2 separate regions of the Mus musculus genome follow, and region 1 is linked to region 2. A link is a loop called in an ENCODE intact Hi-C map of the cell type or tissue named here. Cell type or tissue: gastrocnemius. All regions are shown on one strand. Each heading gives the region's core, and the rest is flanking DNA. Links, peaks and the distances in the headings are about the cores only. Region 1 has its middle 130 kb from the start of Rgs1. Region 2 overlaps Uchl5 (ubiquitin carboxyl-terminal esterase L5).

Region 1 (12,888 bases), core at 2,363-10,362, 580 kb before region 2:
GATATTTTTTGCTTTAGCTGAATACCCTCCCGATGGGGCGTTTTCATTGGACAAAATAAGGCCCAAATGCTGCATAATATCCCTTCCCCAGAGGTTAACCGGGAGTGGGAGCACATAAGGTATGAATTTCCCTTGCTGCCCTTCAGAGGATTCCCACGTCAAGGCAATGGAGCTTATAGTGGGACATGATTGATAACCTAGGCCCTGTAATGAATGAGATGACTCTGTGGTGGGCCATGCTTTGGGCCACCAATGTGTAGAAATTATACTTTTATCTGCTCCGGTATCAAGGATGCCTTCAAACTCTTTTCCGTTGATCTTAAGGCGGAGCTTAGGTCTATCATTCAAAGATACAACCAAATAGGCAGAATCATTTCCTGAGGAGCCCATTTTCTTTCTCTCAGGTCCTGCAAATTTCTCCCTGGTATTATCAGGGAGGAGCAGCAGCTGAGCTATCCTATCTCCTTTACTAATAGAAAAAACGCCCTTAGGGCTTGAGCACAGGACCTGTATTTCAGGGGAATGTTGACAATCCATAACTCCAGGGTGGACTACTAAGCCCTGCAAGGTGAGTGAACCCCGGCCGAGAATAAGGCCCAGGGTTCCCGGGGGCAAGGATGGTATAGGCTCCACTGGCACCGGCTGAATACTCATTTGAGGCATTAATAGGAAGTCGGAGGCGGCACGCAGGTCCACCCTTGTGGGTCTTCCTGGGTCGCCTCTCTGACTGCTTCCTGGGTCCTGACAAACCGGTTCCCATATCTTTGAGGGCCCTGGGACCGAGGGCCCGATGACCCGTTTTTTGGCACATAAGCTGATTGACTATCAGGTGGGGGAAGGATTCTGCCCTTTATATCCCTCACAGAGCGACACTGGTCGGCTCTATGATAACCCTTGCCACACTTAGAGCAAAGAGTGAGAGTCCCTCCCTGTTTATCTGGAGCTCTGCAATCTTTCTTAAGATGCCCAGGCTTTCCACAGTTAAAACATGTCCTCTGATCATTTCTGCCCATGGAGCGGTTTTGGGATTGAAGGATGGCAGCCGCTAAACCTGCATTGCTGAGAGGTCCCCCAAGCTCTCGACAGACCCTGAGCCAGTCTTGTAAGCCTTTGTTCTTTCTTGGGGCTATGGCCGCTCGGCACTCCTTTGTGGCTTGCTCATAGATGAGCTGTTCTACCAGAGGTGCGGCTTGCTCTGGATCTCCAAAAATACGCTCTGCTGCCTCTGTCATTCTGGCCACAAAATCTGAGAAGGACTCCTGAGGTCCCTGGACGATCTTTGTTAATTGCCCAGTGGCTTCACCTGCTCGGGAGAGCGCCTTCCAGGCCCTTATAGCCGTGGAGGAAATTTGGGCATAAGCTCCCCAATGGTAGTTTGTCTGATCAGCAGAATAAGCTCCCTGACCCGTTAACAAGTCAAAAGTCCAATCTCTCTGCTCTGGAGTCAAAGCAGCTGCGTTTGTTCGGGCCTGTGCTTGTGCAGCCTCATGCCAAAGCGCTCTCCATTCCATATATTTGCCCATACTAGGGAGAGGGCTTTTACAATCGTTTGCCAGTCGGCAGGAGTTAGTGCCATGCCGGCAAGCCTGTCTAACTGCACCAAGGTAAAATTAGCATTGGTTCCGTATTTACGGACCGACTCGGCAAGTTCTTTAATCTGCACGTATTCTACCGGAGCGTGGACACGCCCACCCTCGGCTCCTTCAAAGACCGGAAATGCCTGTTGTATTTTCCTTTGTTCCTCTCTGGGAATGAATGAGTCTGTGCATTGCCTCTCTGCGCATTGTCTCTCTGCGCATTGTCTCTCTGCGCATTGTCTCTCTGCGCAGGGCTGACGCACTACGCAGGGCGGGGGCTCCGCATAGGGCGGACCTTGAAGCCGACTGCCCGGAGGCTGAACAGCATGCTGGCTTTCGCCAGCCGCTTTTGGCTTTTTTCTTGACCGACTAGCTAGCACTTTATCTGGCTGGTAATGAGCTGCTTCTTCCTCCCAGTCTGTTTCTTCAGAGGAGAATTCTTCATCTGCTTCAGAGCTACTAAGAGCTGGCTTCCTGAGCTCATCTAGTGACGAGTATCTCCTAGAGACCTCCGCTAATTGATCTTTTTTCTTTTCTTTTTTCTTTTCCTTCCTTCTAATCTCTCCCCAGGTATTCTTACCTGACCTAAACTTTTCCTTGGGTTCAAGACCCTTGGAAAGGCCTGTATACTTATTCTGTGCACCATATTTCCTCTTTGCTCCTACTCTCTCTCCCCGCTTTACTTCTGATAGATTGTCCTGAATTTCATCTAGAATTTTCAGCCCTATCTTAATCACTTGATAACATGTGAAAAAGAACAAAAGGGCTCCTAACACTAGAAAAAGTTCAAGGCCAAACATACCTTGTAAAGCTATTTTCCACTTTACTTCTGATAGACTGTCTTGAATTTCGTTAGAAAGTTCAAGACCAGACTTACCTTGTAAAGCTGTACTCACTGGTACTCCTGTTCCCCAGCTGAAAAGTTCTGAATTCATGCAGTTGAATCCTTCTCAACAGTCTGTTTTACGGGAACCTTTATTACCGTGACCCGCAGTTCTGGTTCCGGAATGAGGGATCTTCCTTGCGCCGGTCCCGAGTTTTCTTGTATTTTCTCGTCCCGGATTTCAGCACCAACTCTTAAACGTGTTCTCACGACCGGCCAGGAAGAACACAACAAACCAGAATCTTCTGCGGCAAAACTTTATTGCTTACATCTTCAGGAGCCAGGAGCGCAAACCCCAAGCCCCAAAAACGAAAACCCCCCGCTTACATCTTTAGGAGCCAGAGCGCCAGCGCGCCAGAGCGCCAGAGCGCCAGAGCGCAGAGCGCAAAAGCGCAAGCAAGAGAGCGCAAGTAAGAGAGAGAATGGCGGAAACCCCGTCCCCTTTTAAGGAGAATTATCCTTCGCCTAGGACGCATCACTCCCTGATTGGCTGCAGCCCATGGCCGAGTAAAGGCAGAGTACATGTAGTGGAAAATTACTCTTGGCACATGCGCAGATTATTTGTTTACCACTTAGAACACAGCTGACAGCGCCATCTTGTGACGGCGAATGTGGGGGCGGCTCCCAACAATTATGCACATTAATTATTCTAAATATACAAACTATATTTGTACTCCAGTTCTTGACACTGTTATTAGGTTACTTCGTCTAACAAATTCATTTGTGTTTACAAACATACCTCAAATAATTTCATCCTGATAAACTCCATTGAAAATGTGGGGTAGAAAAATGCCCACTTTATTCTAAGTTGGACTAATAATAATTTCTAGATGTGTCTTAGTTAGGATAGTCAATGCTGTGAAGAGACACCAGTATGAAGGCAACTCATATAATGGGAAACATAACTGGGGATGGCTTATCGTCATGGTGAGAAGCATGGTAGCATGCAGGCAGACATGGTGCTGGAGAAGGAGCTGACAGTTCTTCAACTTGATTCAAAGTCAGGCAGAAGGAGAGTGAATATGTTTTACTGTTTTACACTGGGCAGACCTTTGAGTATATATATATATATATATATATATATATATATATATATATATGCATCCTCAAAGCCCTGTTCTGCCGCAGACCCTCTGAGCCCCTTTGTCTGTGTGGAACGGGTTTCTAGTCGCGGGTGGGCAAAGCGTCGGATGAGTGACAAACAGATGCACACAGGAGAGGTCGTGTGGAATCTGAATGTATGTTTCAAATCGAGCATCAGACTTTTTATGCAGAAGACAATAAGGAAGTTGGGTGACATATTCGCAAGGTACAAATGAGGTAACCAGAATCTTACATAAAACAGAGGAATGCAAACACAAAAGGTCTAACGGGAACCACCTGGGATAGAATTCATTGTTAACAACTGGGATCAAAAGGGCCCCCAATGGAGGAGCTAGAGAAAGTACCCAAGGAGCTAAAGAGATCTGCAACCCTATCGGAGGAACAACATTATGAACTAACCAGTACCCCAGAGCTCTTGACTCTAGCTGCATATGTATCAAAAGATGACCTAGTCGGCCATCACTGGAAAGAGAGGCCCATTGGTCAGGCAAACGTTATATGCCCCAGTACAGGGGAATTCCAGGGCCAGAAAATGGGAATGGGTGGGTGGGGGGGGGACTTTTGGGATAGCATTGGAAATGTAATTGAAGAAAATACGTAATAAAAAAAAATAGAAGAAAAAAAAAAAGGGGCTCCACCTAAGATTCGTAGAAGCCAGGGTCAAGGGCTTCGTGCTTTTGCCATAGTTCCTATTTTAGTCTATTGTATAGTCCACCTTCCCCTTAGGCCATTGTAAATACGTGTGTATGGGTGTAACTCAGCTATAGTCTTAGAAGCCAGGTGTGAGGTCTTTACTCTCCTAGGGCAAGGGCTTTCACACCCAAGTCGTGGTTCTAACGAGGGAGTTCCATTCTAGCTAACCATCTCATGAATAATGCAATACTCTAAAACCACAGCCCGATCTACTTCCTAAACCATTGTAAATTCCTGTATATGGGAGCTACTTGGCTTTTATTGATAGTGTAATACCAGAGGCTATTCTGAATGTCAGTGTCTAGCTCAAGGACGTTCTAGGACTGTTGGAACACTGGCGAAAGGCTTTAGCTATGTCAGAATTCAATCTTAAAAGGCACTTATAATAAAGACAGCATGTGGATCCATCCACTAGACTAACGCGGGAATGGAAAATTTAGAGAGCACGCCAGACTCCAGGAGCGAGTTTCCGTGAAACTCTTTTGCCTCAAGAGTAGTTTTCAAGCCTTTCGGCTTGTCAAGCTGACTCAACCAGAGCGTGTGGCACTGTTCCACCATGATACCATGATACACTTCCTCTAAAAAGGCCACACCTCCTCCAATAAGACTTCCTAATAGTGCCAATTCCTGTGGCCATGCATTCCAACATGTGAATCTATGGAAGCCATTCCTATTTAAACCTCCACAATAGTGGCAGGATAACTGAAAACAGCTCAAGGGGAAATCACATATTTGGGCTCATGGTTTCAGATAGATGTAAATTTATTGTCTCTTGAAAGGCAGAAGAGAGCAATTCTTTATAATTAATTATTTAATTTATTTTTTTACATCCCAAATGCTGCCCCTTCCTTCTTCCCTCTTTCAGATTTTCCCCCATCTCCCCATACCTTCCCCTCACTTCTGAGAGGGTGCCCCTTCTTGGCATCCCCCCACCCTGCGGCATCAAGTCTTTATAGGATTAGGCCACTGAGGCCAGACAAGGCAGTCCTCTGCTTTCTATGTGTATGTTCTTTGGTTGGTGGCTTAGTCTCTGGGAGCTCCCAGGGGTCCAGGTGAGTTGACACTGTTGGTTTTCCTATGGGGTTCTCATCTAGTGCAATTCTGTTGCACAGTTGTGTGGCAGAGTTCATTATATGACAATGGAAGCAGAATGAAAGAATAAGGGTCTGAGTCATAGCGGTTAACCTTAAAAGGCCCACCACCAGTGACCTAATACAGAGAACCAGACTGCAAACCCTCAAAGGCTCCAAACCTCCCAAAACAATGTCTCCAGATGAGCTCCAAATATTCAAACACATGGGCCTGGAGTGGGGGTGGGGTAATCTAACCTTCAACCCATAACATTATACCACTGGACCCTTCAGTCTCATGGACCACATCATAATATAATTTTTTTTATCCTTTTTCAAGAGTCCCCCTTAGTCTTCATAATCTCAACATCATCTATAACCTTTATTTCTGTGTGTCTGTGTGCATCAATGTGTGTGTTCATCTATGTGTGAGTGTGTGTGACTATGTGTATGCAAATGTGTGTGTGACTATGTGTGTGCAAATGTGTGTGTGAATGTGTGTGGTTGAATGCATGCATACCACAGCAGGCAAATGGAGGTTAGAGGACAGTTTGCCAGAGACAGTTCTCTTGATACACCAAATGGGTCCCAGGGATGAAACTCAAGGCCTTAGGCACTTTTACCCCCTCAGCCATCTCAGTAGCCCAACAGCTTCTGTTAATAGTGCTTATCACTAGCAGTCACAGGCCTCTTTTCTCTATACAACATTGTTTTAGTTAGTATCTGAAGGCATGGGTTTCAATGTGATATTTCCATACCTGACACTGACGACCTGGCAGTAGCCACTTGAAGCTGAATTTGCATCCTTATTCCAGATTCATTCACTATGTGGTATAACTGCATTGATGATGTCAGAGGTGGAAGTTTCAAGTGCATCATTTCACCAGCAATCATAGAAAATCCACCACGGAGCTCCCCACCCCCTTCTTACCCACTCATTGTAAGCATCTCACTCCCTGTGACTTCCACTACCGAGTAAGTCTAAAGTGAAATCTCTGTCCCCACTATACTAACACAGATAAAAGGCTTCACAAGTTTCTGCCACTAAAACACTTTTAAAATGATAGAGGTTATTTGTATTTAAGATTTACTCTCTATCAAGTGGCTTAGCTATACTAACTTGAATCTATCTCTAAAATGTGAACCTCTTTCTGAAATTGTCATACAAAAAATCAAAATACAGCTTGGAAGGTAAATGTCAGAGTGAACAGTTAGTCAATAAATTATTTTATAATTTTAATTTATTGTATAATATTTTACAATTTTTTTCAATATGAAAATTATTTTAGTGTTAGCCCTTTGTTTAATCTGCTTAAGTTACAACACAGTAACAGCATCGATCAGCACTATGTCAATGAGCATTATTGACCAGTGAGAGATTTATAATTTTTAAAACTTTTCAATTTCAAGTAGGCAGATGGGGGAGTACCCACATAGAGGAGAGGAAGAGGAGGGGATATGGGTCTTGTGGAGGGTCTTGGAAGGGGGATAACATCTGAAGTGTAAATAAATAAACAAACAAAAAAAGGCACTGTCTTTTCTTCAAGAACTGGCTTTTGCCTTTGGAATATTTCTTTGGTCTTTGCTCTATCACCACTAGAGGGCAGAAAAGTACAGGAAAAAAATCCATGCTAGAGATTTAAATTCTTTGTAAGTTTTCTCAAACCGCATGGAAATCATGTTTTTTCCAAACACGCTTCCCTCTTTAGCAATCAGTGAAAATAATATCATAAATAAAAGTTAAATATTTAGTATTATATGTCAAATATCAGCTAAAATATAATATATTTAACTTCACAATTTTATAAAAATTATGTTTCCCAATACATAAAATATGAATTATAATGCAAAATCATTCATAATATACACAGGATATTTAACTCATAGTGGAAAATTATGTGAATTATTACAAGAGGGACAGAAGGCAATATGATTGGATGATCCTGTGCTTGGAGATGCAGAGACCAAAGAGACAGGCTTACTTATTAGGTGATAAGGCACATTGGAAGAAAGTTGTAAAAACACCAGAAAACATATCTACAAAAAGCCTACAAATGGGGTTACAAAAAGTGATCCCATACTAGAATATCAATATTTTTCCAATTTTTACACCCCTTCCCCAACCCACCTATAAACGAACAAATAGATAAAACATTAAAACAACGTACAACCAAAGTGTATAACATGCATGCATGAAACTTTCATAATGATTAACACCTATTATTTTATATATTTAATATATTATAATAAACATGCAAACTCACTTTGGAAATCCCACTGGAGTTTTTGAGCATAATGGATCCCAGGTAAAGGCATTTGCCATCAGCTCTGAAAATCTGAGTTTCATTTTTGAGACCCACATGATTCAAGGAGAGAATCAAATCACTAAAACACTCACATTATATACATATACATACATACATATATATATATGTATATATATGTGTGTGTGTATAAGTATATGTACATATACATGCATATATATACATATATGTACAAATATATGTATATGTACATATATATGGAGAGAGAGAAACTAATGTAAATGAGAAGACTTTAAAAGTTTCAATATTTAACTGAGCCAAGCAATTTTCTTCGATTGTCCATTGTTATAATAACAAGTCTTAGAGTATTGTAGTCTGTGAAGGTGGGAGGGTCCCTATATTTTTTTTTATTTAATTCCTCAAGATGACTCTCTTAGAGCATCTTTCAAAATGTCTACTCATGAATTTAGATCTAATGCTTTTATACTTTTTGAGTCTTACTATTTACTAACTTTGTTACTAATGAATGTAGATGGTATGCTTCCATACCTTGCCTATAGTCATCAACTTCCTGAATTATTTTATTAATACTAAATACATATAAAATCTTTTATGTTCTGCATCTGTAATCATCCTTTGCAAATGATATGATTTATTCTGTGCATTTTGCAATTTTATTTCTCTTTCTATGTTTTCCCCATTTCCTGTATTGACATAAAGTGATATGATAGCATCCTAGACATGATCTATAAATGAACAGAGAAATTTACAGTCTCTTAGTATCTAGTGTAATATTTACTAAGGGTCAGGGCTGGAGAGATGGCTCAGTGGTTAAGAGCAGTCTTCCAGAGGTCCTGAGTTCAATTTCCAGCAACCACTGTGGCTCACAACCATCTGTAATGAGGTCGGATGTGTTTTAAATTAACAAATTGGACTTTAATGATCTTTTACTTATGTGGTTATTTCATCATTTTCAATAGCTTATCAATTCTATGTTACTGTGTTTGGAGGATTTAATTTATTGATGTTTTCCCAATAGCTAACATGTGAAGATGAAGGATTGGCTGACTGAATTTTCAATTTTTTTTTTAGACATAGGCATATAAAACTTTAAGTATAATTTTTTGTGTATGTCTTTAATGTCATTTTATAAGTTGTCAACATTGTGTTTCTTTATCATTTGCTTCTAATTTTCATTGTGATGGTTCTCTCATAATTTGAGACATGGTCTTCTGAAACCTAGGCTAATCATAAATTCACTATGCAGCCAGATGTAACCATGGACTTCCCAGCCTTCCTGTCTCACCTCTGTAGCTCTAGGAGCACAGGTGTGTGCCCCATGCTCAATTTTATGCAGCACTAAGGAACAAACCCAGGGTCTTACGCATGCTAGGCAAACACTCTACCAACTGAGCTTCATCCTCAGACCTCTCATGGATTCTACATAAACTTCATCTTAAATGTACTTATTAATCTGGAACTATATAGGAGCAGCTACCAATTTTAATTGGTTAAATGTTCCAAATATTTCTCTAGCACCAGGTAGTATGCTTTATTATTATTTCCCTGTATTCTATTTTAAGAATGATTGTGGTTCTGATTTATTTTTCAAAAATCAAACTCCATTTTTTTCTTATTTCTGATTCTCTTTGGTTATTGGGTTTATAAATTAACTTATTATTTGAATTTTCACCAATGCTAATTTTTCTTAGTTTGTGGTTGCAATATGTCAGCCATATAGAACATGAGGTGAATTTTCTATTAATGCTAACTTCACCATGGAGGTAAACTTTGAAAATTCTTAGGAAACCCATCTACTTGATTACATGATTGTACTTCTTCAGCAAAATTGTTAAGATTAGGCAATGCTTGCTTTTTATGGTACTGTCCTATGGTTACTGCCTGGCACTGGCCTGACCATCATCTTAGAAACACATTTTCAAGATCACAGCGGGTACAGGGTATAGGGGAGGGAGAGAGGGAGTCAGTGAACATTCACAATCCCCTCCAAGATAATCAACTGGTCACTGTCTACACAGTTATTACTCATCTTTATAAATGAAAAGCCTATTAAAAATTACTCCATCCAGATGCTAATAAAGGAAGGTTACCAAGATTTGGTGTGGCCAATGCTTTCCTGCCTGGTTGATCCCAGGAGAAATCACCAAGAACAAGTCCAAATGAGGAGATGCCTCCACTTCTGGAAGTTCAGAGAAGACAGGATTCCTAGAGGACAATCCTCTTCTGTGGCCTTAATGAAGTTTGTCAAGGTTTTCTGCTCTGAATCACAGAGGCCACCAGAAAAGCCTGACACTTTCTCATTATCCCATGGACCACATCAATCACCATTGAAAGTGATTGCTGAAAGTTGTGGCTCAACATACAATCTATGGAGGGTGGTATCTATGCCTCCCTAAGACACAGAAAATTATAGGTATTCAATAAATATTTAGTGTGTTTAATTTCATGGAAAATTAATTTATACTACATCAGGGGAACTGAGTATAAATGGTTATTAGAAAATATTTCACATGGTTAGAGATATTGTTGTGTTTCTAAATGAGCAAGGAGGCAATATAATGCTGTGGGAGGGAGCACCTGAGTAGACCAGGCCATGATGATCCCCTGGGAATCAGCTGTAAGACAGGCTTAGTATAAAGGGGAGTTTATTTGGTTAAAGGGAAGGAAACAAGGAGAAGGGACAGAAGCAGAGAAAAGAGAGGGTCAGAGAAGGATAAAAAAAGAGAGGAGAGGAGAAGGGAGGAAGAGGCTAGCCAGAAACGTGTGGGGAAGAGAGAAGATGGAGGGCAGGTGGGAGAAGAAAAGGAAGAGAGACAGATAAAGAGAAAGAGGAGTACAGAGCATCTGTCTTATGCATCTGGCTCCATAACTGACTGGCAGAGAAGCAAGCTGTTTCTAGTTTCTGGGACGAGCCTAAAGGAATTGCTAATAGATGTGTTGATAAGAAATCAACAAAAGCCAAGGCAATGTGACACCTCCAAAGCACAGTTACCCTGGAAGGCTTGGCTATCCTAACACAACCAAAACACAAGAAAATGTCCTTAAATATAATCTTATAAAGTGGATAGAGGTCTTGAAAGAGGAAATGAATAAATCTCTTAAAGAAATACAAGAAAATATGATCAAACAGATAGAGTTCTTTAAAGAGGAAACAAATCCTGTAAAGACATACAGGAAAATACAATTAAACAGGAGACGGAAATAAATAAAACTGTAAAAGACCTGAAACTGAAAATAGAAGTAATAGAGAAAACACAAACTGAGGAAATCCTGGAGATGGAAAACCTAGGGAAGAGAACAAGAACAGATGCAAACATCACCAACAGAATACAGGAGATTGAAGACAGAATATCAGGTGCAGACAATGCAATAGAAGAAAATGATATATCAGTCAAAGAAAATATTAAATCTAAAAAATTCCTGACATACAGGAAATCAGGGATACCATGGAAAGGCTTTACCTAAGATCAATAGAAATAGAAGAAGCTGAAGGGTTCCAGCTCCAAGGCTCAGAAAATATTTTCAACAAAATCACAGAAGAAAAGTTTCACATCTTAAAGAAAGAGATGCCTATAAACATACAAAAAGCTCATAGAACACCAATTAGACTGGACCAGAGAAAGAAAATCCTCCAACCATATAATAATCAAAACACAAAATTTACAGAACAAGGAAACAATATTATAAGCATCAAGGGAAAAAGGCCAGGTAACATACAAAGACAGACTTATCAGAAGTGCATCCAATTTCTCAACAGAGACTCTAAAAGGTAGAAGGTCCTGGAGAGATATAGTGCAATCTCTAAAAATTCACAGGTGCCAACTTAGACTACTATACCCAGCAAAACTCTCAATCACCATAGATGGAAGAAGAAGATATTTCAAGATGAATCCAAATTCTAATTATATCTATCTACAAAACAACTCTACAGAAAATACTAGAACAAATATTCCAACCCAAGGAGGATAACTACATCCAAGAAAACACAGAACATAAGTAATTCCATACCAGCAAAAACAAGGACAGCACACACACACACACACTAGCACCACCAACATCAAAATAACAGGAAACAATCTCTGGTCATCAACATCTCTCAACATCAACAGAATCAATTCGTCAATAAAAGGACACAGGCTAATAAAATGGATGTGAATACAAGACCCATCATTCTGCTGCGTACAAGGAACAAACCAAAGCAATAAAGATACACATTACCTCAGAGTAAAGAACTAGAAATTATTTTTTCCAAGGAAACGGACCCAAGAAGCAAGCTGGAGTAGCCATTCTAATATCTAATAAAATATTCTTTCAACCAAAATTAATTAAAAGAGAAAGGGAAAGACCCTTCACATTCATCAAAGGAAAACCTACCAAGATGATATCTCAATTATGAACGTCTATCCCACAAACACAAGAGTACCCACATTTGTAAAAGAAGCATTGCTATAGCTAAAATTGCACTTTGAACCACACACATTAATAGTGGGAGACTTCAGCACCCCACTCTCATCAACTGACAGATCATCCAGAAAAAAAACTAAACAGAGAAATAGTGAAAGTACAGACATTATGAATCAAATGGTCCTAACAGATATCTACAAAATATCTTACCCAAACACAAAGAATATTCCTTATTTACAACACTTCATGAATCCATCTCCAAAATTGACCATATAGTCACTCACAAAGAAAGCCTCAACAAATACAATAAAATTAAAATAATGTCTTATCAGACCATGATGAATTAAAGCTGAACTTCATCATCAAAAGAAACACCAGAAAGCCTAAGTGCAAGTCTACTAAATCTCATATAAGAGAAAGTGGAAAATACCCATTAACACATTGGTACAGGAGACAAGTTTCTGAAAAGAACACCAATGGTTCAGAGTATAAGATCAACAATTGATACATGGGACCTCATGAAATTTCAAAATTTCTGTAAGGCAATGGGCAGTGTCAATAGGCCAAATTGGCAGCCAACAAATTGGGAAAGGATCTTCACCAACCCTACATCTGACAGAGAACTAATATCCAAAATTTACAAAGACCTCAAAAAGTTAGACACCAACAACCCAAATAACCCAATTAATATAGGGTATAGAGCTAAACAGAGAATTCTCAAGAGAGGAATCTCAAATAGCCAAAAGGCACCCAAGAATCAATGGAGGTAATCATAGCTGTGACTCAGAACATTAGGGATGTGAAACCTGAAGAGGCCACCTCATGTAGCCAAGCAGGAACCCCAGTGGAGCAATAGAGACACCAACCCACCC
Region 2 (12,669 bases), core at 4,670-12,669:
GAGACTGAGACATCTGATTATACCATATCAACAGTGAAGAGGAGAGAAGGAGAGAAAGAGAGAGAGACAGACAGACAGACAGACAGACAGACAGACCAATCCTGCCTGCTTGCTCACTAACTCATGGTCTAGCCTAGGGAATGGTGCCACCCACAGTGGGCTGGATCTTCTATCAATTAACAATCAAAACCATTTCCCAAAAATATAACCATAAGCCAATCTGATTAAAATAATTCCTTATTTGATGATCTCTTCTAAGGTGATTTTAGGTTATATCAAGTTGACAATTAAAACTAACCAGTAACTAATTTTTTTCCAAGTTTTTTTAAGTCTCCATGCTTACATTTAGACTCACCTATGAGGAAACAAGGCACAGAAGCATAGGGCACCTTTAAATAGATCGTCTTTATCTGAAGAGCCTGTTAACATGTTTGATTGCTAACTGATGGTGAAGGACCCAGCCCACTGTGGGAGGTTAGAGCCCAGAAGGAATTGGGGGGTGGGGGAGGAGAGTGTGGTAGAAATATTGAAAATACAGTACTCATTGATGAGCTCTCAAAAAATAAATAATGTAAAAAATATTTCTAAGCCCCCCCCCCTACAGGTTATATAATCAACACAAATTGCTGCAAAGGGAGTATACTGACTGGCAGAGCTGCCTGCGAGTTGCTCAGGGAGTTCCAAGAACACAGTTTTCATGAGTTTGTGGGAGTGGTGAACCTTTTAGTGCCATGGCTATCTTTGAATCACAAAGGCTCCTATAACTTCCCAATCAAAAATAAACCTTGCTGGCTTGCTAAGCTGGTCTTGAGTAGAATCATTTCATTTGTCTGTTACTGATAACCTGACATTTCTTCACATCCTTCCAGAAAAGCCATGCAATAAGCTCAATTTACACCTGAGAAGGCTAATTTCTTACACATAGACGTTGCATTGGTTACAGGAACTAGTACTCTGATCTAGGGATAGTTTAAAAGAAAAATAGAAAAAGAAAAAAGTACCTCAACAAGGGAGATGACCCAAAATACCAGAATAAAGTAGTTTTTAAAACTGCATATAGTTTTTAATTACATCACTTGAGAAACGTGCTGGCATAGAAAAGCAGGAAAATGTCAGTCATGAAAGTAGAAATTATGGAAGTTTAAACACTTCTAGGATGTGTAAATGAAGGACACAGTGAGACTTGGATGAAGGCACGTATAGGAGAGCAGGGGTGGGGAGCACTGGTTAGTGTCCATTACAACAAAGCTTGGGATGAGCTATCATCACAGGCAGCATTTGTAAAAGCCAAATCATTTCCTTTGGGCTAGACTCACCTAGCCTTCCACTCTTAATCTGGTTTCATTGGTAAGTTTATCTCCCAGGGAAAGGGCATATTGACAAGCTGACAGGAATGTTTGACCTGCTGGCAGTTATAATTGTAAACTAATAAATTGCATTTTTCAGGTATACAGTAATGTCTTGTGAGTTTTATTGAATTTGATTAACTATCTAAAGTCCTTAGCATTTTCAAATCAAAAGCTGAAAGGTCAGTTCTCAGTCCTTGGTAACCTTACTAGGAGACACTACCTAGGAAGCCCATCCTGGATAGCTTATTACCTTCTAATCATTACAATTACCAGCCTTCAGGGAGCTACTGGATCCCAGAGCTCACATGGTTGCCACTTATACTCGACATTCCTTAGTAACTTGGTCAAGGTCATCCATTAAGGCCCCTAGAAAGCACCTAACAGACCCAGAGAGTTCTTCTCTTATCTGAGTACTTCCATCTCACATAGGCCCAGCTTGGGCTACAGAGTAACAAACTCTTCTAACACAGGAGTGATTGGTGTATGTGCAGAAGGTACACGAGAGTGTCACAAGGGAGGAACAGTGAAGTAGGAAAAGGAGAGAAGGCAGGCAGGAGAAGGTAGGAAGTGCACTTCTTCAAATGCTTCTATTTTCTCTATGACAAGTGGGATATGCTGTGCATAGTAATAACCATTTGAATTGCCTTGCAAACTGCTTGCTCTTATCACTTGCCAAGTTTTTAAAAACTTTCTTCCCTCTCTTTATTTGCTGTGGGTCTTCTATATTTCACATCAATATTTTTCATATATATTAAACATGTGGCAATGTTCTACTGACAAAGCTCTTAGGTTTTATGACATTTGCTACTGGACAGAATTACTTTTATATTTTTAAGTATTTCTGTTTTATTTCTTGGGAAGTTTTTCTCTCTATTCTCAAGTAATTCTGTCAGATTTTTTTCTAGTAATTTCATTTTTTTTTCAGAGTTTCACTTCTGCCTCTAATAATGACAAGAGTTCAAATTATTTTTAAAAAACCACACCTGCCTCAGATTTCCTTCTACTACTTATGCCCACTATTTTAATATTATTGTTACAACAAAGGGCCAAAGACAGGCATGGTGGAGCATGTCCCTAATCTCATCCTTGGGAGGTAGAAGCGGTAAGTTCAAGAGTTCTAAGTCAACCTTGGCTACCAAGTCAGTTCAAGGCCACCCTGGGGTCCACAGGACTATCTCACAAATGGGAAGGGATAGCTTGAGAACTATCGTATAGATTATAAAAGGCACATTGTGTAGAGATCCCACCCTTTTCTGCTTATTTAACTGATTTTGATACTAACAGCCAGATCAACCTTCATACACCTTTTAACTATCAAACACTATTACATAATACAACTGTGAATTATAACAAACTGGCTATGTATAGGTATACAGGCTGTGCCTATACAATCCATTTCCACAGTGCTGCTTGAGTACCGGAGAGAAGAAAATCTCTTCATTTATGCTTCTGCTTAAAAGACCACTTCAAGGGCCTCTGTGTGGCCATCTATAAACGCTCCACTCACAGTATTCTGCACTGCTGTCTCTTCAAATACATTTCTTTCAATTATTTGACACATATATGCCATCTCACACTTAGTTATCCTACAACAATAGCAATGATCTTATCTTGTTTACCTCCATGTATCTCCAACAGCTATGACTACAAGGATGATTTCTAACAGGCTGAACAAATAACAGTTGAGAATACAATCAGGAAAGAGCAGAAGTACATGGCAACCATAAACCAGAAGCTGCCCCGTTACCCAGCTGCTCTCAGGGGGTGTGTGTAGATACAGAGGTCACTTTCCTTTTTAAGATTCCAGTTGTCTATCAGCAGAGTCCTTGTTCTTAGAATACAACAACAGCATGGTCTGACTCCAATACCTCCAATGACAGATACTATCACTGTTGTTGAAGGGATATATCCCATGAGGCCACAGTGCTTTGCTGGGAGTCAATTCTGGAAACATATACTTGAGCCCACTCCTCCAAACCTCTCAATAGCTTTACAAGGAAAGGATGGTAGCTTCAAAACTCTCATTAATATTCTTCATTCTCTCTGTAACAGCTAGCATGGCTTGAGACCTACAAGTTATTAAAGATATAAAAACGAGAAACTGTGTATTATCAACTTCAAAAGTATTATGTATTATATAATTCTATAATACAATACAGAGAGAATATACAAAACTAGCATAAAAGCATGGATATTTATACAGGAAAAAATAATTACTAAATACACTAAAATATTCTTGTAGTTATCTCTACTGGTAAACTGTATGTAATAAATTCTATTTTTGCTTAAGTTTTCTCTAATATTTCTTTTAAGGGGGAGAAAAACCTTTATCCCCCTCCTCACCATTTCAAACAAAGAAAAAAAGTCCTCCAAAAGGGGGGAAGGTCTAAATGGATTTTGGAATGTTATAGGCAGTTTAGACTGAAGGTACTAGTCTGAACACAACGTCGTAATTTATTATGTATTACACCCCTAAAGGACGAGCAATGTGCCCGATGATCCAGCAACCAAGCATGCGCCTACTCCAGTGGGACAGTCCGGCTGCTGCTCTCTGCCACACAAAGGGCAGCCAGCTATCTTGGGAACTAAACCTGAGGTGAGAGGAGGCAGGGCTGCAGCTGTTGGAAAGTTTGCTGTTTACTGTAGAAGCACATCCCTTAGAACTGACTACAGTAAACAGAATGTCAAGTGCCTTTCTCTACCCAGTGGCTCAATGAGATTTTTAAAAAGGCAAGATTCACTGAGCTCCTTTAAGACTCCTTCCAAAACCATGTCCTTCTAACTAACACGTATCTATTTCTGGGTTGTTGTTCAGCTCTTCATTTTCTCTACCCATGAGCTACCAAAAACCTGTAGGACAAAACAAGGCCTTTATTCACAAGCAAAAATAGCCATGAAGTGCCCCACATTCATAATTGTCAAACTTTCCTATTAGCTCTGAATCAATGAATAATACCACTATCTGATACTTTAAAATAATTCTTAAAAATTAATTTACAAATGGGTCAATGAACCAAACTGCGTTTTTTAAAAGAAATGAAAATGACTAATAGGTATTTTTAAAAGTATTCAACATTTTTAGCCATCAGGGAAATGCAAACGCAAACTACTTTGAGATTCCACCTCACCCCAATGAGAATGTTTTCTCATGGAGAGAACAAAGGCCAACACGCTGGGCAGTGCTCCTTGTCTGTGTGTGGACTGCTGCTACTAGGAGTATAACCAAGAATAGCCACTGTGGAAATCTGCTGCAGTCTTCTCCAAACAAAACAAAAGCTAGAAAGCCAGGCAGTACTGGTGCCCTTAATCCCAGCACACTGAAGGCAGAGGCAGGTAGATCTGAGTTCAAGACCAGCCAGGTCTACAGAGTAAGTTCCAAGACAGCCAGGGTTTCACAGAAAAACCCTGTCTCAAAAATAAACAAACAAACAAACGAATGAATCAAAAATAAATAAGTAAAAATATAACTGCCATGTGACCAGCTATATCACTCCTGAACATCTACTCAAAGGACTCTATAGCTCAGAGATACTTGCATATTTATGTTTATTACTGCTCTATTCATAACAGCAAGGAAATGGAATTAGCCTAGATGTCTGTCTACACTAAATGGATAATCAAAGTGTGGTGCTGAGCCTGGTGTGGCAGCACATGCCTTTAATTCCAGCAATCTGTAGGCAGAGGCAGGAGGATCTCTAAATCTGAGGTCAGCCTGGTCTACAAAAGTCCAGGGCAGACAGGACTGTTACACAGAGAAACTCTCTCAGAAAAACAAAACAAACAAGCAAACAAAACCAAGTAGTATAAAATCTACAGAAGAATGAATGGATCTAAAAATTACTAAGTGGGATAACTCAGACACATGACACATGTTTTCTCTCTTAATGAGAAATGAGAAAAAAATCATGAAATTAGGAAGGGAACACAAGATAGAACTGGTTTTGAGTTAGTTCGGTGATCAAATATGTTTTATGAGAAAGTACAAGAATGAACAGAAAGGAGGAAGGTCAAAAACAAATTATGTATGAAAATACCAAAATACAAACTACCACTTTGTATGCTAATTTAAGTAAGTTAAATTTGGATCAAAGCTGAAGCTAGAAAATGGTATACAAGTTACCTCATAAAATAAATTACATTATTTTACATAAAATGTAAAAAAAAGTCATGTATCATTTCTTTTACATGTGCTTGGATGACTAGTTTTTTTAATAGTAAGTTTAAATTTTTTTCCTTTCAAGTTTAATTTGGAAAGAAGTTAGAAACAAACTCTTGAAAGACAAAGATCCTGGAAACTGTGGATCTGGAATGTTCGTTCAAATGGGCATGGGACAATCCTCTGTCACCACTGCTATCTTTTAAAAGAATTAGGTAACAAACTGTTAAACCCTTAATTTTTAATGAATGCACATAACGTTATCTTGAAAAACAGGTTGTCAAAAAACTCTCAATATTTATGTTTTCTACAGTTTCGTTTCAAAGCAAAAAAATATCCAGGGCTTTCTAGAATAATTCTACAATATATAAACAAATAATCCAAGAAACTTTGCTAAAATATAATTGGGATATTTATTGTCTTCTTTACATATTCATCAAAAATCGTATCAGTCTTTCCAAATGGCTGGCCTTAAAAATCAAATAGGTGTAAGATAAAATTCAGTTTTAAGATCTGCACAACACACCCCAAAGACAAAAACACTAATTATTTTTGCCACAATTAGAAACAGATGACCCAGTTTAAGTAAGATCTGACATTTATAAATTGAATAGACTAAGCTAATAAATAAAAATATTAATCAGAGCAACTACAGATAAAGTATATTATATGTGTATTTTCTATGTTCATTACTATAGTTGTATTTCTAGAGTACCAAGAACTCCCAGATCCAGAATTGAAGAATGGAGTTTAGCCAGCACTTTTTCGTCACTTTTATTTAATATGCACTACATGCCCATGATGCAGGTAGGGAAAGAATTTTAACTCCATGCATAAAGGACAAGACAGACTGGTACTATGCCAAACGTGCACTGAGTCAATTAAGATGTTGTCCAAAGTTCCTTTTATTTAATGGTGTCCATGAAATTAAGTGCAGCACACTGTACACACGTCCAAATATCCTCTTCACTTAGTTTCCTGAGCTTTCTTTGCATTCTGTTTTTCTTTTGCCTAAAAATTAAAGACAGCACATTATGAACTCCTCAAAGACTGTTTTAGATCATACTAAAGTACAATGTATCCAATGGTATTCGCAAGGATAAGGCTTATGCATCGTTCACGCTACTAGAGCCTGTGTGATGGGACTGTAGTCCTAGTTACTGACACTGTGATGTAAGAGAGCAGCCGGCCTGGCAACACAGAAAGGAAAGGTATCACTGAATAAACAAATGAAAAGCACTGAAATACCCGAGTGTGTTCTGAGACACTGAGAGCATGGCAGTTTATAACTTGAGACTTGCAACTTCTGCTGAACCGTAAGCTTATTTACCCTCAGTAGAGATGATCATTTTTGGTTTACAGAAGATCAAATGTACTGATTATAATAATTAAAATATATTCATTCTATAAAGCTAAACAACCATACATATTTGTCCATTTCTTACTCAAACTAAGTCTAATAAAATTATTTATACTTCCATTATATTGAAGTAAATGAATTTAACATAGTTCTGATGAGCTTAATAAAATATCACTAAAAGAATACATATGTATATGTGTGTGTATCAGTATACATATATGTACATATATGTATATAGTAATATATGTACATATATGTATATAGTATTAGTAAATTTATTAGACCTAAATGTTTTTCAACATGATCTCATAATTACAATATTAAATGCAGTAATTCTATTTGTTACTAAAGTAACCAAAGTAAAGAAGAAAAGGCTCATAGGCATTATCAAAGTTGACCAAAGTCACACAGGTAACATACAGTGAAGTTTCAATAGATGTCAAAGACACTTGTTCTCAAGCAGTGCTTTTCAATATGTACGCCAACCGGGGTCCCTATTTAAATGTCGGATGATAATTTAGTAATAAAACAAATTCTCAGGTGACACCAATTCTGCTGATCTTTGAAAACAAACCATAAATGAGAATTCCACATTATATAATCCAAAAATAGGATAATTAGAACTACTTTAACTTTTTGACATATCAGGTACTATTATGCAGCAGTATGATAAAACTAAGAGCTTTGCATTAGACTTAATGGATGTGGTGGCACAGGCCTATAATTTAGCTACCTGGGGAGGAAGCTGATACAGAATGGTTAGTTCAAGACCAGCTGGATAAAATGGCTAAAAATAGTTGGATGCAGTTCAGTTGTAACCTGTGAAAAGCCCTTGAGTTGAGAGAGGGGGGAGGGGGCAAACCACAGAAAATCAAAAGCAAATTATTAAAACATGTATACATAAAATACAGGTATTATCTAAAGTCTAACTACTACATAAAAGTAGTAAAATTAGTTACCTATATAAACATTTTTAATCAGTAGAATGACTTGGAATTTAATTTGTATACCCTATCCTATACAAAATTTCATTCCTTTTCCCATCTAGATTCTTTATTTTTGAGACACAGTTTTACCTTCTAACCCAACCTGGTTCTACAGCTCACAATCCTCCTACCTAGGCTTCCTAAGAGCTGAGATTACAGACATGCAACACCATGTCTGCCTATACAACTCAATTTCAGTTACAATGGAAATTCAATTAACAATGTAAAGAAAAAAAGAGGAAAGTATTTAGTATTTTGCTATTGGTCTTTATAGTTTACAAAATGTTTACTAAAATTAACAAAATTATTGTGATCGTCCTACTTCTTTAAGAGACAGAAGTTGGTTTAAGGATCAGCTACTTACTATCAATTGAGTCTAAATTCAATTCATCTGTATCCCTTTATCAACTACATTCATGGTTTTACATAATAAGGACCAGAAGTTTAAAGAGGTGAAATAGACAATGATTTAGAAGTATGCATACATGTGTATATGTATATATACACACATATGCTGAAACTGAATTTCTTACAGTATTGTGAGTGTAGAGGACTCACAAATAGAATCTTAATCTAGCTAATTTTATGTTTCAGAGGACAGATTTGGTTTATGGTACAATAAGATTTACAACTATTTTTAGATTGCCTCCTGAGCAATGTATACAACTCTCATATAACAAAACCATTAAATTTTACTCTATATCACTAGAGTCACAAGACCAAGGGAAAATTAGTTGTCTTTTGCTTTTTATTCAATATAGTGAAAATTTTTTGCCCCAACTACTTTCACCATTGACTATATAGACAGCTGTCTCAGTCAAAGTCCAACTTCAGATAGACGTGGCATCTACCACCACTAAGAGGCACATCCTTTCTGTGTGGTTCCTCCTACCCCTTTCACACTGTAATAGCCAGTTTCCTTAAAGGAGGGCTGGGGGAACAACCAACCAACTAAATTCCATATATTCCAAGTCCAAATCCAAGTCTAGATTCTATACATAATTGTTCTTGAAAGTATCATGATTAAGAAATTCCTTGACAGCTTTTTATTGTGTTTAATTTTAAAATATAATCTATTTTACCTGCTTTTCAATTTGCTTCGTTTATTAGCACAGAGTTCCAAAGTGGTATAACTTCTTTAGTTTTTTTTTTCTTTTTTTCACAAAAGGATTACAAAAATACATTTGCTAAGAAAATTATTTAGAACTTACTGTTTGTCTGAAATTTTTCACGACTTTGTGCTGAACTAATCTCAAGATACTATGCAGCAGGCTATAATTGTTTCATTCCTTGCCAACCCATGCCACAAGTTGTTTGAGATTTACATCATAACAAAATGTCTAGAATATAATTTGCAGCTAGACAAATGAGATGAACAATTTAAAACATTTCAATCAAATGTTAAATCCAAATACCCTCAAAACCTAGAAGTTAGCACTGTACAGGTAGAAACAATAAATATACACCGTTTGTATAATATTACAGGATAAAACCTGCTACAAACTAGGTAGTCTAGACAGTCAATAACTACCTTCCTTAAAAAACTGCCAACAGAAAGCTCTCAACAGAGCCGGTTACACTAACATTACATATTCATATACTGCCACCTTGTGTCCAAAACAGTCTTTACAAAGGTTTACTCTAAGCTCACAAAACCACCATCATCATTTGGGGAATACAGTCATGGACAATTTAAAAAAAAAAAAAAAAAAAAAAAAAAAAAATCACACCAAACTTTTTCCTAGTCTACACAAAAATACCGCATTTTAAAACAAACTTTAAAGAACCGTTTGCATTGAATAAAGTGATAATCTGTCCATAAGTTTCAATGAGAAACTGTATTCCGAATGCCTCTGAATTCTGAATCCACGTGCCTCAGCTTCCAAGGACTAAGATCATGGGTGTGCACACCACACCCATCACTACTTAGTAGTTTTACAACAGAAAGAGTTCATAGTGCTTCCAAGAAAACCATCCAGATGTCCTATAACAGTTTGAGGATCACAGGCTTCAAGTTGTTAATACAAGATTGAAACTCAGTTTCCCATCTCAGAGCACCCCGAGGAGCATGAACAGAGGAGTTACCAGTCTTCTACAGTAAGTTTAAAGTTAATGCTAAAAAGTGAGTCCTATGTCTCAGGTAATAAGGCAAACACAAATATATTATGAATTCAAATCTCAGTATTATTTTATATTTATAGTATGAAATATCTGGGACAAAATGTATGTTTGCTTTGTACACTTTAAAATCAATAAGAAAAATATACCTACCATGTATTCTTGTCTTTAAATTAATGGTCCAAATTTTTATTTGCCTAGTAGTGTCTTCTCAAAGTGTTTCTCAAAATGTGGTACACAGATCAGTTGCATTAGAATCACTTGGGAAACTTATTAAAGATTCTTTCCCCTACATGAGAATATCTGGGGAGGGGGCCAGGTAACATGTAATTTAAAGAGCATCCAGAGATGGTCATTTTCAGAAATGCTGATTTACAATATAAACGTATAAACAATTTAACTGTAACTCATTTATTCCTTGAATATTTTATTAAGTGCTTAACACTGAAGAATAAATCTTAGAAATCAGAATTTTCCACTTATTTGTTAGTTATCCCTCAGTGGGAAGGATTCTAGATTAGGAATAAGAAACCTGTGTGCTAGCCAAACTATTCTTTTATCCCCATCAATGTCCATTCTAGTTCTAAATCCTGGTATCAAGGCAAAATTTTACAAAATTAGCTAAGGAAAAAAACTTATTATTTCAGTTATTAACAATAAAAATTTATTTTTGTTTAAAGAAAAAAACTGTTTTAATACAGAACAACCTGTGTTGTAAACATTAAGAATTATGGGCTGATACAGTAGTGGGGCGATACCTGTTTTTGTTTTAAAGTACCAGGCTACATTACTTCTCTTACAATTCAAAACAGCAGGCAAAAGAATAAAACTACAAAATACAAAACCCTAGGCAAAAAAATAACTACACAATGCAAAACACTAAGCAAAAGAATAAATCTACAAAAGCCCCAGATATTTTACCTCCATTCATGTTCATAACAATGATGGACTGGGGAGACCCTAACCTAGCTTGAATAGTCACCAAGAAACCACTTACCTTTTCCACAAGTGGAATTAACTGCTGGTGCTCAGCTAAGGTCTTTAACAATTCCATAATGAAAGGCAAGTAATTATGCTTCCTTCTGATATTTTCAATCTGAAAATAAAACACATTTTCTGATTCTATCATTCTATCATTCAATTTAAAATCCTTCATTCTCATAAACAGTATGAGGAATAAGATTTGATCCCTCCCGATAATAAAGAATGTAAAACAAGTAGCAAGTATTTTCTAGGTACAACATTTTCCCCTCAGCTTAGCAAATTGGTTTTTTAAAGTCCTCTCTGAACAATCTTCTATAGGAAAAAAAAAGAAGCCTATTCCAAGGATATTTATAAAAACATAAGCTGTGAAAACCAACTCACCAAGGTCTACAAGATAAACACCGCTGCTACTGTAAGTACACACTACTGAAGCCAAGACTAATGAGAGCAGCTCTAATTTGAAGTTAACTACATTTTCTTGAGGCCTTTGATTAGTCAGTGAGGATGGATGGCAGGGGTAAGTCTGTGCTGGGGAACACAGTCTCCCAAGTTGATACTGCATCCCATCTAGCAGATGCTCCATCCACTGCTCCTTTCCCGTTTGTAAGGCACTCCATTTCCTCAAATGAATTTGAATTTTTAATTTCTTTTAAACTAGGTGTAATTTGTTATATGTTCTTACAATTAAGTCATAGGTAATGTGTGCACCATCTTAGTATTAGGTGACAAGGAAAATAATGGTTGAAACTATCATCTCATACTTCCCCATTGCCAAAAACTTGGCCCTTTAACATCATTAACAGTGATTTGTTGCCTGTTGAGTACAACGTAACATTGTGCTGACAAAGTAAACAAATGCAACAAAAACCTAGTCCTTGCCTTGAGCATCACATGAAAAGGGAATCTTGTACTACTTCGGTACATAACCATTAGGCATCCACTATCTAAGTCCTCCTTCTATTTTCAGCTTACTGAACAGACTGTAAGTGAAGGAAGTCAGCAGTTACATAACTGTTTGTTATAACTAAAGAAAATCAAATAAGGATTCTCAAAAACCTTAGAATTTTAAAAGAAAAAATCAAGAGACAGAATTTCACGTAACTTTAAGGCATAACAATTTGGTTATACACTTAAGATAGAATATATACTAAGGAATAAGACAGACTATAAAAAACTTCACCTGTTAATACTAGTGCCCTAGCTAGATAGACAGAGAGATAGAGATAGGATGAAGCCGGGTGTGGTGGCACACGCCTTTAATCCCAGCACTTGGGAGGCAGAGTCAGGCCGATTTCTGAGTTCGAGGCCAGCCTGGTCTACAGAGTGAGTTCCAGGACAGCCAGGGCTACACAGAGAAACCCTGTCTCAAAAAAAAAAAAGAGAGAGAGAGATAGGATGAGATCCATTACTTTGTTACTAACTTAAGAAATTAATTTAAAAAATTTAAGTATTATTATTCATGAACCAAATGAGTAATGTTCAGAGGAACCAAAATTTCCATATTAATATTTAAGGCTAAGAAGTATTGAAATGTAAAAAAAGAAAATATCCAAGAAAACAAGACTAAGAAGTAGAAGTATTATATTAATTCATCTAGCACTACTAACAAAAATGTACTTCTTAACCTGAAAAAGCCCTACAACAAGCAAGCAGCCAGGCAATCACCTAGTGCGTTTTAAACCATTTTCAGCTAGTTTGTAGTAGCATGCATCAGTA

The links. Peaks named below come from ENCODE experiments on the same cell type or tissue, not always from the same donor. Only the 100,000 strongest peaks of a DNase experiment are listed, where the experiment ranks them.
Region 1: it touches region 2 in a loop (6-fold over the local background); 34 of 42 quality-filtered maps call a loop at or near these places.

Annotation. Positions count from the first base shown.
Region 1 is chr1:144,374,252-144,387,139 of GRCm38, reverse strand. No RefSeq gene overlaps it. Among named protein-coding and RNA genes, the nearest start is that of Rgs1, 130 kb to the right of the region's middle. In gastrocnemius, for the core only: a CTCF peak has its summit at 6,921 (motif pointing right); no DNase peak of the experiment used is centred there.
Region 2 is chr1:143,800,531-143,813,199 of GRCm38, reverse strand. It overlaps Uchl5 (ubiquitin carboxyl-terminal esterase L5), which reads right to left. Exons shown (of 11, transcript NM_019562.2): 10 at 10,967-11,065; 11 at 5,734-6,516. The coding sequence ends at 6,472. Among named protein-coding and RNA genes, the nearest start is that of Uchl5, 30 kb to the right of the region's middle. In gastrocnemius, for the core only: a CTCF peak has its summit at 9,452 (motif pointing left); no DNase peak of the experiment used is centred there; H3K27ac peaks cover 183 bases.